Linked DNA regions of Homo sapiens: region 2 is linked to region 1. Evidence: read pairs that join two places in POLR2A ChIA-PET (ENCODE). Cell type or tissue: CD4-positive, alpha-beta T cell. All regions are shown on one strand.

Region 1 (8,000 bases):
CAGGTAGAGGTAAACATATTTAAAAATAAAAGAAAGGAAGAATAGACAAATCTTCCATGCAGGAGAATTTCAAGTACTTTATGTAGATACTCTGCCCTCAAGGAAGTATTGAGGCTGTGCATAGTGACTTCCTTCCAAAGAATACAGTATGGAAACGAGGGAAAAGAATAATTTCACAGGAGAGAAACCTGACAAATTCTACTTCAGTCAGTAGATCAATGTTAACATCAACAGTGATAAGCCACATTGATAAGTATGCATCCTTGATATGATGTGATGAAAATGGTATTTGCCTCTGTGGTCTTTCTCTCCAAAACATATAACCCCAGTCTCACCATAAGAAAAACATCAGACAAACCTCAAATGAAGATTATTCTACAAAATACCTGATGAGTACTCAAAACTGCCAAGCTCATCAAAACAAGGAAATTCTGAGAAACTGTCACAGCCAAGAGAAGCCAGAAGAGATACAACAACAAAATGTTATATGCCACCCTGGATAGGATCCTGTAACAGAAAAGGGGCATTAGGTAAAAACTAAAAAATCTGAATAGAGTATGAACTTTAGCTAATAATAACATATCAATATTGGTTCATTAATTGTAACAAAGGTACCTTATTGATGTAAGATGTTAGTAATAAGGGAAAGTGGGTGTGGGGAATACAGAAATGAACTGTCTTATCTTCAGGATTTTTTTGTAAATCTCAAACTATGCTGAAATTAAAAGTTTATTTAAAAATAAACACTGCCTCGGCAACATAGTGAGATTCTGTCTCTTAAAAAAAAAATTGGCCAGGCATGATGTTACATGCCTGTAGTCCTAGCTACTCTGGAAGCTGAGGTAGGAGGATCACCTGAGCTCACGAGGTAGCGCCATCATTGTGCCACTGCACTCACTCCAGCCTGGGTTGCAGAAGGAATCTCTGTCTCAAAAAAAAATAAAAATAAAAAATAAAATAAAAAAAGAAAAGAAAGGAAAAAAGGTATAAGAAAGAATATGGTATGCTGTGGAAGTTCCTTTCAAAGTAGAAAGTGGAAGTGAAGAGCTTGGCTGGGTAAATGAAGAATCTTTTATGCTATTAAAAGGAAATTCCATTTTTATTGTATAGGTTAGGTGAAGGATCCCTAGAAGATCTATGGATAGGCTTCAGAGGTGTTGCTAAACCTCCAAAATTATATAAAATTATATTGCATATTTTTCTCAGAAGAAAGTAAAAAGCTTTATTATTTATTCTCAAAAGTATAAGTACCTAAAATAGGTTAATAATCACTGCTGAAGGCAATGTAAAAACTGAAGTCTTCCGAGTAAAAGGAATGACACAATTGTATTTTTTTGTGTGCCAAAAAGGACCATAGATCACTTTTTGCTAGGACAGACTAAAGTGATTTGGTGTGTGTGGGGGTGTGTGCGTGTTTGGAGAAGGAAGGCCAAAATGAAAGGCAAGATGATAATAAAGACAGTGATCTTCAAACTTTTGAACGTGGTACATTTTGCAAGGGGAGAAAACTGTTGGGATTCACTCAGGATGGTGGCAGAAAGAATAAAGGGAAATATTAGGGAAAGTTATAGGAAATAGTCACAAACCTTTTAGAAGGCCGAAAGTTTACATAGCTTGTAATAATTGAACAGGCCAAGGCGGCCAGTTCTTACCTTAGAGCATTAGGTCATAGGGTAAATACAAGGGACAACAGAGGCTTCCCCAGTTAAGTCTGTTTACCCAACTTCAATTAACTAACCTTTGAGCCAGATGGCCTTCTCTGGGGAGGTCTACCAAGGATATTGCCCCCTAATGGTATTTGTTACACGCGTCCCTGTGAAGAGACCACCAAACAGGCTTTGTGTGAGTAACAAGGCTGTTTATTTCACCTGGGTGCAGGTGGGCTAAGTCTGAAGAGAGTCAGCAAAGGGTGGTGGATTATCATTAGTTCTTAAAGGTTTTGGGATAGGCGGTGGAGTTAGGAGCAATGTTTTGTGGGCAGGGGGTGGATCTCACAAAGTACATTCTCAAGGGTGGGGAGAACTACAAAGAACCTTCTTAAGGGTGGGGAGATTACAAAGAACCTTCTTAAGGGTTGGTGAGATTACAAAGTACATTGATCAGTTAGGGTGGGGCAGAAACAAATCACTGTGGTGGAATGTCATCAGTTAAGGCTATTTTCACTTCTTTTGTGGATCTTCAGTTGCTTCAGGCCATCTGGCTTAGCTTGGGCTGAGAGGCCTGATAGTATTTACCTGAGACCGTGGTACCTGAGTTTTAATCATTCCTAGAACTACTCTCTTAACCATGTTAATTATCCACAAGTGTGTTTACTCAAGTTTACTCAAAGTGTGTTTACTCAAGTTTACTCAAAGCTTCTGTTGTTAATTGTATACTAAATAAATGCCTGGAGTTCGAGCTGCTCAGGGCCGTCCACAGTGACAAACCTCTCTAGGTGTGCAGGCGGCTGGACACTCAGCTGGACTGGCAAAACAGAATATCTGTGTGTCAGTGTACGTTTTATTCATCTGTCGTTTGGGTCAGGGTCTGAGGGCAGACCCCGCGGCTAATGCCTTCACGTGTGAGGAGCAATACCTCAGCTGGTGGCCTGTGTGAGGAAACCCGTGTGAGGAAAGCCCTGTGAGGAAAGCCGTGTGAGGCCAGTCAGGGGTCTGCAGAAACAGACTCCCCGCAGTTGGAGCCCCTCCTGAGGCAAGCTGCCTAGGAAGAGTGAGGACTGCCCTCATGAGGAAAGCTGCGAAGGAAGCGTGAAGGAAAAGCGACGGACCCCCCGGAAAACAAAGGTGAAGAAAGGAACCGCGCGGTCAAGTCAGTGAGTAATCAGCAAGTCATTGGTGCCCACTCAAAGTTACCAAGTTCTGGGGGAAGTTGGGTCAAGCTGAGTTTTCATCATGGGACCACAGTTATTAGCACAGCAGAAACATTATATGAAAGTATTAAAACAGTTACTTAAGGCTAGCGGAGCCTCAGTTTCACAGGCTCAATTAAGGGACCTAATCATCCATGCTAGACAAACTGTTGCAATGCAAACTCTTGTGATCCCAAGCCCGTGGTTCCCGGAAGAAGGAACGCTAGACGTAGAACTCTGGGAACAAATGGGGAGAAATCTTAACATGTGCAAAGGCAACAGGTCCCAGTAACAGCTTTAACGTTATAGGCTTTAATTAGAGCAGCCTTAGCTCTGTTACACGCAGAAGAGCCTAAAAAGAGCAAGGAGGAGAAAATGTCACCTGCCTTATCACCTCCTCTTCCCTCCACCCTAATATCACCGGGCCGAAATAACAGAGGAAACGGGGGTTTATACCTGAGCCTCCTCCTCCAATAGATAGGAAAAAAGACCTAGGATATGCTACAGCTATCAGTCCCTGTCTTAAGCGGGCAGCATTAGAAGCAGAGCTCTTACTCTGCCCAGTAATGCAGAATCGGCAAGGCAATCAGGTGTATGTTTATAAAAAGATAAGAAAAAAGGCATTAGGAGCCGAAAGCCGTGCAGCCGAGCAAGCAGTAAATAAAAAGAAAGGCTCGGCAGCCCGGAAGTTCACAGAAACAGAGCCAGCACAGGCAAAAGGCAGCGCTTTTACAAGAGTAAAACAGCTACCGCCCAGGGACCCGCCGGCTCAGCTCTCTAGCTCTGCAGGTGACCCAAGGCAAGTGCTCCTTGTTTACAAGCGACATCCCAGATTATAATTCTCTGCTAAAATTTAAGTAAAATGTAAGAATTTGAAAAACCTCTTTTCTGATAATGGCCACTGTTGCTCTCTCTCTCCTACCCCTGACGTAGCTCTCCAAATCCAATTTAGGTAAAACAGTAACCTCTGAAGGGAGAGAGATTACAGAAGGCCGATGAATTAGTTAAAGAGTAGTTAAAAGCTAGGCATGTAAAACCACACATTACCCTTTAAAGGAGAACTTTAAACCTAACTAAATCATATTTGTTAAATTAGAAGAAAAGTTGTATGTAAGTGTAGTGAAAGCATATGCATGAATGACTGTCGTAACCCACTGATTAGATAGTCTTTTGATTTCTACTTGCTAAAAGAGTCCTGAATTCAGTTTCCCAACTACTGGGTCACTGTTTTCAAGACTGTTGGCCAGATTAAAGTCCATAAACTTGATCAGCTTGAAAACTCAATTGCAAGATTTAAGCTGTTCTGCCTGTGGCTTTAAGCACATGGTTAAAGTATATTATTTAAGTTTCTGCTTCTAGAGATGCTTTCAGATTTTCTTTTTAAATTTCATGTTACTTATTTCAACTTGCCATCTTAATGATTAATGCAGTCAATTGCTAAGTTATAACCCTGATATCATCAGGATTCCTTTAAGTAAAAGGTAATTCGAAGCGGTATTGCACTTCCCCATACCTAATGCTTTAACACTGTTTACTGATGGGTCTGGTAAACATGGAAAAGCGGCAGTCTAGTAGAGACCACACAATTCCATCACTCAGAGTTTACTAGCACTCAGAGAGCTGAGGTTACTCTGTTTATTTATTAAAGAACTTTTACAGCATGAAGTTAGCTCTGGAGACCACTCTGTGTGCTCTTTTTCTCCGACTTCAGCAATTGCTACACCAACGTACACATCCTGTTTTTATTACACACATTCGAGCCCACAGCTCTCTGCCTGGCCCATTGGCTTATGGCAATGATCAAGCAGCTCTTCAGGTTGTAACATCACTGCTAGACCAAGCCACCCAATTGCATCAATTTTTCTACTAAAATTAGAGAAACTCATCTTAAACAACTTCAACTTATACAGAGATTGGCTAAACAAATTATCTGACGGTGCCCAGATTGCCAGCTCACAGGCACAGCCCCTCTTTCAACAGGTGTTAACCCTAGAGGATTGGAACCTAATCAGTTGTGGCAAACAGATGTTACATCCCTAAATTTGGGAAACTAAGATATATACATGTATCCGTTAATACCAACACTCACCTAATTAGTGCACATTAAAAAGAGAAATAAAGGGAAAGAATGAGTAAGAAAGAGACTAGAAAAGACAGATCAGAGACAGACACAAAAAGACTAAGGAGAGAAAGTAGGAAGAAAGGAAAGAAATATTAAAGTTACAGATATAAGAATGCACCTTTAGTAAGGAAGGTTATAAAACATAGTCAGAAAGTTAAGCCATGTTAAAGATTGTCTGTGAAAGTTGTGAAGAATGTTATGAAAAGGAATTTATGCAGGAAATATATAATTTTTGTTTTGAAGGTCTAAACAAGTTTTAAAACGTTAATTGTAAAAAAAATTCTGTGTGTAAACATATTGGCTAAAATAAAAAAGGTATCATCCAGTTTTTCTGTAAACTAGACATTAAAGTACAACAAGTTTTTCTTAAAACACTAACCTGCTCTTTAAAGACTGTAAAAAGTCTCTCAGCACAGGCACCACCCCTAGAATTTCCAGTACACCAGCACCAGCCTGGAGACTACATTCTTATCAAAGGATGGAAAGAAGAAAAAACTCAAGCCAGCCTGAGAAAAGACATACAGGACCCGCAGCCTCAACAATGTGGCTTCCGAAGACAACACAGGTCCCAGGCATTATGCTAAAGAAGGAAAAGTCTAAGCCAGATAATTTATTCATTTTAAATTCTCTCACTTTACCTACTACCTATACCTGCTACACTCTATTAAGCTCATCCCTTAAATCTGCCTTTTTTCAGTCCTATCATCTAGGCAGACACTCCCTTTCCAGCTTCTAACAATATCTACGTGTCAATGTATGTTTTATTCTTCTGTCATTTGGGTCAGGGTCTGAGGGCAGACCCCTGCAGCTAATGCCCTCAAGTGTGAGGAGCAATACCTCAGAAAACTATCCCAAAACCTACTTTACTCCACCTGTTGCTACTTTTCTGAGGAAAAAGTACTGAGTAATTATGATGAACTGTCACTTAAAAAGTCAAGTTTGGTTGAATTATATACATCTACTTTAGCATTATGCTTATGAATATTAACATCTGAAGCAAAATGCATATATGTTGTTAATTATAATTATAAACATAAAGCATTGTGATGTAAATCTACACTTACGGGAAATGATCATTACAAAGCAAAAAGGCAGGAACCGAAAACCATGGGACTGATAGCAAAACATCCTTTCTGAAAATTAGGGGAATTCTAACTATTTATGTACAGTTAACATTGCACGCAGCCAGACTTCTTTGTAGGATACTAATTTAGAGTAATCACTAAACCCTATTAATGTGCTAATTTTAGTTTATTAAAACAAATTTTCAGTAATCCTTAATAACTCACAGACAATTAGGTTTGGGAGACAACTAGTTTGGGAGGAGGAAGTCAGAGCCAACTAAGAATTCCTGAAAAAATAACAAGAGCAACTCTGTATTTATAATTTAAAATTCTTTGTGAAATTTCCACTGCCTATTTTCTTGAAATTATGTTTTACATATCCGTGTTTCTCCTTACCAGTCTCTCTCGTTAAATCATGGAATTTGAGTGTCTGTTCATTTATTTATTTTTTTTACTTTTCATTGGTGTATTATATTTACTAAGTTAACACATTTTAAATGTACAGTTGAAAGAATTTTTACATACTCCCCGTGTAACTCCTGTGTTAACCATCTATAAGAGAAACACAGATGTGTAAAACGTAATATCAACATACAGAATATATCCAGTAACCCAAAGTCTCCCTATGCCTCCTTCCAATCAACATTTCTTCAAAGGTAGGCAGTATTTTTTTTTTTTTTTTTTTTGAGATGGAGTCTCATTCTGTCGCCCAGGCTGGAGTGCAGTGGCGCTATCTCGGCTCACTGCAAGCTCCACCTCCCGGGTTCACGCCATTCTCCTACCTCAGCCTCCCGAGTAGCTGGGACTACAGGCGCCCAGTAGACAGTATTTTTATCTCTGTCACCATTAGTTTTTTCCTGTTCTGGGTGTCATAATAATGGAATCAGAGAGTATGTTTTCTTCATGTCAGCTTGTCTCACTCAACATTATGTCTCTGAAATTCCTCCATGTGTTGCCACTTTGTAGCAGTGGCTCATTTTTTTCTGTGTAGTATTACTTTGTATGAATATGCCAGAATTTATCAATTCAACTACTGATGAATTTTTTTCATTCCTTTGGTAAATATGAATAGTTACTATGGATATTCTTATAGGTGTTTTTGGTAGACATATGCACTCATGTCTCTTGACTATAGTCCAAGCAATGGAATTGTTGGGTCATAGGATAGGTGTTTGTTTAGCTGCAGTAAATTCTGCTAGTTTTCCAAAGTAATTGGGCGTATTTAGACTCCTACCAGCAATGATGAAAGTTCTGTTTCTCCATACCTTTAGTATTGCCCATACTTTTAATTGTAGTCTATCTGGTGTGTAGGAAGTAGTATGTTATTGTTTTTTTTAAACTAGCTCATTGAGATATAACATATATATATAAAATAAACCGCATATATTTAAAGTATACAAATTGATTTTTTTTTTTTTTTTGAGACGGAGTCTCACACTCTAGCCCAGCCTGGAGTGCAGTGGCGCTTGGCTCACTGCAAGCTCTGCCTCCCGGGTTTATGCCATCCTCCTGCCTCAGCCTCCCGAGTAGCTGGGACTACAGGTGCCTGCCACCACGCCTGGCTAATTTTTTGTATTTTTAATAGAGATGGGGTTTCACCGTGTTAGCCAGGATGGTCTCGATCTCCTGACCTCGTGATCTGCCCGCTTCGGCCTCCCAAAGTGCTGGGATTACAAGCATGAGCCACCGCGCCCGGCCACAAATTGATGTTTTAAAATATGTATACACACCTGAAATGATCACCACCAAAACAATGAACATACCCATTATCTCCAAAAGTTTTCTGTGCCCCTTTGTAATTCCTCCCTTTCTTTAGCCTCACTCCCCCATTCCCAAGCAGCCACTGATATGCTTTCCGTGATGATAGTTTGCATTTTCTAGTTTTAAATAAACAGAATCACATAGTATCTACTCTTTGTTGTCTAGCTTAACTCTGCATAATTATTTTAAGATTCACCCATGTCAT
Region 2 (8,000 bases), 53 kb after region 1:
TTAGAAAAGGATCTTTCAGATCTTTCTTGGTTCCTAAATCAGATCTTCAGTTCCTGGGTCTGCCCTTTACTGGTTGTATTACTGAACTGTTTCCTCAATTATTAAAATGGAAATACCAAATCATGATTTACCGATTCATTTCTTATGTACGCCTATCTCTAGATGGAAGCACACAACTAACATTTAAATATATTTAAGCCACTCTAACAATCACGAAATAGTTAAAAATAAGATACCCATTTCCACCACTAAGATAGATTTTTAAAAGCACTAATTACTGAAAAGAATGTGGAGAAATACACATTTTCACATACAGCTTGGGTAAAAGTAAATCGGGACAATTTAATGTGTCAAAAACTCAAATATTCATACTCTGAATCAAGCACTCCAAGAAATTCATTACTGGAAAACAGATATTTGCACTAAGATTTACCTATAAGGAAATTCATTGCAGCATCCTTTATAATACTCAAAAACCTAGTGAAATAACCTGAACACCCAGTGGCAAGAACTGGTTAAAATTATGTTACAAGTTGAAACACCAGGTAGCCATTAAAAGTAGTTTAAAGGCACAATTTGTCAATCTTTAATGTGCATACAAATCACTGGGGATCTTGCTCAAATGTACATTTTGATTTCGCATGGTACATTCTGCACTTGTGACCAGTTCCCAGACCAGGTGATGCCAATGTTGATACCCTGTAGACCATACTTTCAGGAGCAAACTTAGAGCATTTAAGAAAATGTCAATATTCTAAAAGCCCTCAGTTGGCCCCACATAACCTAACTATACATTCTCTCTATAAAACTGACTTAGTCACACAAAATACATCATATCCAAGAACTCATGCTACTAGTAATGTTTAGAGTCAGCTGTTTATTTCTAAACTATGTCAATGGTAATTTTGCTTGTGATTTCATCTCAGTATTATGTAAACCAATGAAACATTTGAGTGCAAAAGAGAATTGGTTCAATGAAAACTAAGTTTACTTTGGTTTTTCTTTTTGAGACAGGGTCTCACTGAGTGTCTGTCGCACAACCTGGGGTGCAGTGGGACAATCTTCACTTGCTGCAGCCTCGACCTACCACGCTCAGGCGAGACTCCCGCATCATTCTCCTGAGTAGCTGGGACCACAAGCCTGTGCCACCACATCCAGCTAATTTTTGTATTTTTGTAGAGATGGGGTTTCACCATACTACCCAGGCTAGAACTCCTGAGCTCAAGCGACCCACCCGCCTTGGCCTCCCAAAGTGCTGGGATTACAGACATGAGCCACTATGCCCGGCAAGTTAAGTACTTTGTAAAGTCTCCATAAAAATGAGCTGCTTTAAAAATTGCCATTAACAATGAAATAACCACTTGTCCCCATTAGGATGACTACTATCAGATAAAAAGAAAAGCATAAGTATTGTTGAGGATGTACAGAAACTACAATCTTCATGCACTGCTGGTGAGAACGTAAAATGGTATAGTAGCTGTGGGAAAGTTTCATGATTCCCCAAAAAGTTAAACATAGAATTACCATTACCCAGCAATTTCACTCCTATATACCCAGAACTGAAAACAGGGACTTACAGATAGTTGTACACCTATGTTCATAGTAGCATTATTCACAATATTCAAAAGGTAGAAACAAGCTGTCCACTGACAGATGGATAAACATGTGGCATATATGTACATAAAATGGGATGATATTCAGCCACATATTGACACATGCTACAACATGGATGAATCTTAAAAACATACCAAGTGAAATAGCCAGGCGCAGTGGCTCACACCTGTAATCCCAGCACTTTGGGAGGCCGAGGCGGGCGGATCATGAGGTCAGGACATTGAGACCATCCTGGCTAACACGGTGAAACCCCATCTCTACTAAAAATATAAAAAATTAGCCTGGTGTGGTGGCGGGCACCTGTAGTCCCAGCTACTCGGGAGGCTGAGGCAGGAGAATGGCATGAATCCGGGAGGCGGAGCTTGCAGTGAGCCGAGATTGCACCACTGCACTCCAGCCTGGGCGACACAGCGAGACTCCGTCTCAAAAAAACAAAAAACATACTAAGTGAAATAAACCAGAGCCAAAACACAAATATTGTATGATTCTGTTTATATGATGTAGCCAGAATAGGCAAATTCAGAGACAGAAGTACAAGAGAGATGATCGGGGACTGGGGCTAGGGTGGGAATGGGGAGTTTGTTTGGGATGATGGAAAAGTTCTGGAAATGGATAGTGGTGATGGTTGCAAAACACTGTGAATGTATTTAATGCCACTGAATTGTATGCTTAAAAATTGTTAGAATGTCAACTTCTATATGCTTTACAATTTTAAACATGCTGACGCAGCTCTTAAAATAGTTGCTAACAAGACAGTGAGGCAGAACTACAATTCAAGATCCTTCATTCAAATATTAACATTTGCTTGCCACAAGCTGATGTAGACACTTGGGATTTAACAGAAACTACAATAAGATCCTTGCTTTCATGGGACTTTATATTTGAACGAACAAGCAAAATACATAGTGCTAGGTCATAAATGCATGGGAAGAGTAAAGAATAAAGCAATTAAGGGAGGTAGCAGTTTCCATTCAATAGAATGGTAAAAACAAACCTCACTGAGATTCTTCTCAGGCAGCTATCTCCAGCATTCCAGGCAGGGGAAATGGCCCACACAACGGCTCAGACACATGACGATACCTAACCTGTTTGAAAAACAAGGCCAGAGTGGCTAGAATGGAGTGAGCATGGGGAAAGGTACTGGTAGATCTGGTCAGAGGTAAGAGAAGCCAAATTGGTTGGGCGCAGCAGTTCATGCCAGTAATCCCAGCACTTTGGGGGGCTGAGGCAGGAGGAGCTTGAGTCCAGGAATTTGAGTCCGGCCTTGGCAAGATGGCAAAAAGCCCATCTCTACAAAACTGACAAAAATTAGCCAGGTGTGGTGGTGCGCACCTCCAGCTACTCAGGAGGCTGGGGTGGGAGAATTGCTTGAGATCAGGAGGTGGAGGTTGCAGTGAGCTGAGCTCATGCTACTACACTCCAACCAAAGTGAGAGTGGGGGGAATGGGGGAGCAAATCATGGAGAGACTTTTGTCAGGACTGCCAGGACTGCAGCTTTACTCTGATAGAACTGAAGAGTGGGCTGGGTGAGGTGGCTCAAACCTGTAATCCTAGTGCTCTGGGAGGTTGAGGTGTGAGGATCGTTTGAATCCAGGAGTTCAAGGTTGCAGTGAGCTATGGTCACACCACTGCACTCAAACCTGGGTGACAGAGATCCTGTCTCTTAAGAAATAGGGAGGCACTGCAGGATTTTTAAGAAACAATATAGACTGACAGCTATACTGACAACAGACTGTGCAGTGGCAAAGGCAGAGAGCAACCCCAGCATTAGTAAGAGGTCCCAGGTATTTTCTGGTGGTAGAGACAAAGTACTTCCCTGTAGATGTAGGGTGTGAGGAGTCAAGAGTGATCTGTTTTGGGCCTACACAACTGAAATGACAGTATTTATATTCGCTGTTGGGTAAGACTGTGAACAGGCAGATAGGGGAGAGGAGGGGCTGAAATATTAGCCCATCTGAATTGGAAATATAAATTTTGAAACTGACAGCATGTAAATCCTACAGCCATGAGTCTGGATAAGAGCACCAAATGTAGAGACTAGTCCCCTGGAAGTGCCCTCAAAAATTAAATGGTTAGGGGAGAGAAACAGCAAAGGAAACTAAAAAGAACAAACATAAATTTGACTCCGTTTTTACCTTTCCTATTAACCGATCAAATAACTAGTATCAGCCAAATCTAATTAGAGGGCACATTCTGTCTGTGTGTGTAAGCAGAAGAAACAACTGTCAGAAGATAAATTACTCTAGATAACTTACTGCCCAGGTACACATAATAGAGATAAGAGGAGGTGGGCCATACGTCTTTTAGTGTCCATTCATAGTTAGATGATTTAGTAAGTCAAGGAAAACATAAAATGGACTGCTATAGAAGTAGGCAGTCTCTCACTGTGCACAAGCATACACAGCATGTGTTTACAGTGTGAAATATAAAAGGCTCAAGTTTACACACTTGGAGTAGAATGGGCTGCCAGTATCCTTGGATCAATTTCTAAGTTGTATAAAAATAACTTCATCAGAAAAGTGTTTACAATACATAACCTAAGATATACTATTGTGAAAAGGCAGCCATCAATAAAATCCTTTAATAACTATTTTTTTTTTTTTTGAGACGGAGTCTCGCTCTGTCGCCCAGGCTGGAGTGCAAGCTCCGCCTCCCGGGTTCATGCCATTCTCCCGCCTCAGCCTCCCAAGTAGCTGGGACTACAGGCGCCTGCCACCACGCCTAATTTTTTGTATTTTTAGTAGAGACGGGGTTTCACCGTGTTAGCCAGCATGGTCTCGATGTCCTGACCTCATGATCCGCCTGCCTAGGCCTCCCAGAGTGCTGCTGGGATTACAGGTGTGAGCCACTGCACCCGGCCTACCTTTAATAACTATTAGCTCCAGTTTTCACGTTCTACAAATAACTTCTGACGGTATTCTTAGGTTAGACGCCTAGGTAAGATTCTTGCATTTTGTGTTAAGATAATTTTTTCCCCTTACTTGAGGAAAGCTGAAGAGGTCATGATGTAAAATGATAACCTATTTCAGGGGGAATAAAGAGCTAAAGTGGTACACGGGACTGGTTTCTATACTGTAATGGGGAGGGGTCCAATTTCTAGACTCAGTGCCTACATTTTCTGCATGTTAGACCCACCTACCTCATATCTGACAGCTATAGTAATTGTGTAGGTAGAACCTGTATTTACATGAGACAAGATACCACAATAAAATGCTATGGCCTATCTTACACAAAAGTATCTAACACAGTATCTTGTAGAGTAGGTACTCAACATTTGTGCAAATGAAAAATTTAAAGTAGTATGTTCCTAAATGGTTAGTTTGGGTATCAGTAAAGCTTAAAATCTTACAGGGGTGGTGGCTCAGTATCATGACATTCAGTAAATAACTGAAAATTTAGAATCATAAAATCATTCTAACCTCTACTCACTATATTCTGCTAGTCATAACCTTTCAGAGCCCATTACCTCCCTTTTAAAAGTAGAACACTGGCCAGGTGTGGTGGCTCATGCCTATAATCCCAACACTTTGGGAGGCCAAGGCAGGAAGATTGCTTGACCCCAAGAGTTTGAGACCAGCCTGGACAATATGGCAAAACCCCATGCCTACCAAAAATATAAAAAAGTTAGCCAGGCATGGTGGCATGCACCTGTGATCCCAGCTACTCAGGAGCCCGGGGTAGGCTGCAGTGAGCCATGATCACACTACTGCGCTGCAGCCTGAATGACAGCAAGATCTTGTCTCAAAAAAAGAAAAACAAAAAAAGAATACTAACTGTCTTATAGGATAATTAAGAAACTAATGAAGCAATAGGTACAAAAACAATTTTTAAAAAATGTTGATGGTTGACCAGGCACAGTGGCTCACGCCTGTAATCCTAGCACTTTGGGAGGCAAAGCCAGACTCATCACTTGAGCCCAGAAGTTCGAGACCAGCTTGGCCAACGTGGTGAAAAACCGTCTCTACTAAAACTACAAAAAATAAATAAATAAATAAATAAATAAAAATAATAAAAAAAAATTGGCCGGGTGTGATGGCTCACACCTATAGTCTCAGCTACTCGGGATGCTGAGGCTGAAGAATCACTTGAACCTGGAAGGCACAGGTTGCAGTGAGCCAAGAATGCGCCACTGCACTCCAGCTTGGGTGAGAGAGCGAGACTGTCTCAAAAAATAAAATGTTAATAGCAATCCCCTAAAAAACAACAGGACAGCATCGGTGATTGTGTTCTTCAGCTGGGTTGACAACCGTTAAAGTGAAAACTGATGAAGACAATTACTGCCTTCTCCGTCCCATAGCTTGATCCATCTACCCTCTCCCAGGGGATGAATGTGTTACTAGATGGACTGCCACCATAAAAATGGGAGCCTTATCTTAGATAGCAAACCCTGACAATCTCACAGATAAACACTGTTACTTCTAAACTAAGCCATGCCCACACCACAATGCCCTCAATTTCTATTTCAAAGAAAACATAAGTCACTAAATATGACATCTTAAAATTTCTACCACACACCTACAGCCCACAAACTTCTATTTTTATCTACCCTTATCTTCTCTCCTGACAGGAAGAGGTGTTTCTCTTTTATCTATTCTTTTATCAATTTAATCTGCAGCCAAGAAGCTTTTTGAAATGTTGATTATGACACTTCACACAATTCAATGATTCCACATGACTCTTAGGACAATCTTTAATGTGACCTACAAGCTCCGGAGAGCCTAGCCTTGCCAACTGCTTGAGCTCCACACATAGGCTATGTTCTTCACTCCCTGCTTCAGCCAAACTGGCATTCTTTCAGTTCCTACTAGCATGCTCCTCTTGCCAAAAGCCCTTTTTGCAAGTCTCTGCCTAAAAGGTACTTCCCTTTCCCATTCACCATTTTTTTCCTACAGATCTCAGTATAACATTAAAGTAGTAAATTTCATTTTTTAAAGTTTTTCTATAAAATGAATATAGATTTTTGAAAGGTAAAGTATATATCATTTATCTGGAACTGACAATAGTTTATCAGAACTGATGTACCACACGAAAATCCAAGAACTGTTAATGAACTATAAATGGGAGAAAAAGACCAACAACATCATTGGAAATCATTTCTAATAATTATTGTTTCATGGTAATGGCTCTGAAACAAAACTAGGAAGACTGGGAAAAGTCTGTCCATAAATCTTTTGTAAAAAAAAAGCTTCTCTCTTTCACTAAATTAGGTCTTGAACTGAGTCATATGTAGTGTGGCATCTGGCCAAAAAATATTCCTAATGATCTTCTCTTAAAGTTAAATGACCTCACAGGGTAGGGACGAGAGTCTCAACTAATTCAACACAAATAGGGATTGATCAATGGAAACATACAACAAACAGTAACAGGAAATCTAACAAAAATCTGAACCACAATTTTAGTGGAGGCATGGAAAGGGATCCCAGTGATGGTAGTATTATTTCTCATGTTCATATTCACTTGTTTAGAACTGTTACCTTTAATACTCTGAAGCTTGCAGGTAAGAAATCTGAGGCCTGATATTAATACCTGGCACAGAAATATCTACTGAAATCACTGAAACTGAAGTCTGTTACTGTTTCAAAAGTACCCCATAATGTTTCCAAGCTAACCAGTAAAATATTTTTGCTACAAACATTTTTACTTAAGTCTAGTAAGGTTAATGATCCTCTAAAACTAGACAAATGCTTTCTGAATCTTCCATTTAAAAACCATGTAACAGCCTGGAAATCTGTCAGGCCTCTTAATCCTAATTTTAGCCCAATTATCAGTCGCTTTAAAGAGCACCAAAATGTCAATACACAAGAAAACCACCACTATCTGGCTTAAAGATAGAATACAGACAACAGTCCAATTTCTGCTATACTGCATATTGCCAATAAACATTAACTACTTAAAACCATACACAATGGTTACCAAATAACAAATTAAACAAAAAAGACAAACTGCAAAGTCTTATCAAAAGTTTGTTTTATTTTCAATACAAGATAAATACCATGCTTGTTACTAGTGCAGTTTAAGGCCGACAATGGCCATATATCAAACTGCCGAACAGTCACCTAAATGCTAAAGAAAGGAAAGACAAAGTAAACATTAAACACAAAATTGCAATTACAAACATTTTAATAAAATGGAATGAGCTTTTTAATTGAAGCTAATATGAAGTCTAATTCTCATGGACAGCAAAAAAAAAAAAAAAAAAGTCTATTAGATCAATTATCACCTTACCTTTTTGCACAGAAATCTTATTGTGAAGTCACCATAGAGTCAATAGCTAAAATTTTAAGACTTTCTTTGGCCTTCTGATATTAAACAAATTATTTACAAACTGTGATCAGTAATTCGTGGATATTGGTAAAATGATACAATTTTTTGTTGTTGTTGTTAAG

What was found. Peaks named below come from ENCODE experiments on the same cell type or tissue, not always from the same donor. Only the 100,000 strongest peaks of a DNase experiment are listed, where the experiment ranks them.
Region 2: POLR2A ChIA-PET joins it to region 1 with 12 read pairs; 7 of 35 experiments call an interaction of 5 or more read pairs at or near these places.

The regions. Positions count from the first base shown.
Region 1 is chr12:69,326,714-69,334,713 of GRCh38, reverse strand. No RefSeq gene overlaps it. Among named protein-coding and RNA genes, the nearest start is that of LYZ, 18 kb to the left of the region's middle. RefSeq lists enhancers at 1,830-2,544, 3,385-3,544. In CD4-positive, alpha-beta T cell, no CTCF peak of the experiment used is centred here; DNase peaks (open chromatin) are centred at 3,533 and 4,603; H3K4me3 peaks cover 2,323 bases; H3K27ac peaks cover 3,949 bases.
Region 2 is chr12:69,273,923-69,281,922 of GRCh38, reverse strand. CPSF6 (cleavage and polyadenylation specific factor 6) reads right to left here. Exons shown (of 10, transcript NM_007007.3): 10 at 7,565-8,000. Among named protein-coding and RNA genes, the nearest start is that of MIR1279, 4.7 kb to the right of the region's middle. In CD4-positive, alpha-beta T cell, no CTCF peak of the experiment used is centred here; no DNase peak of the experiment used is centred here.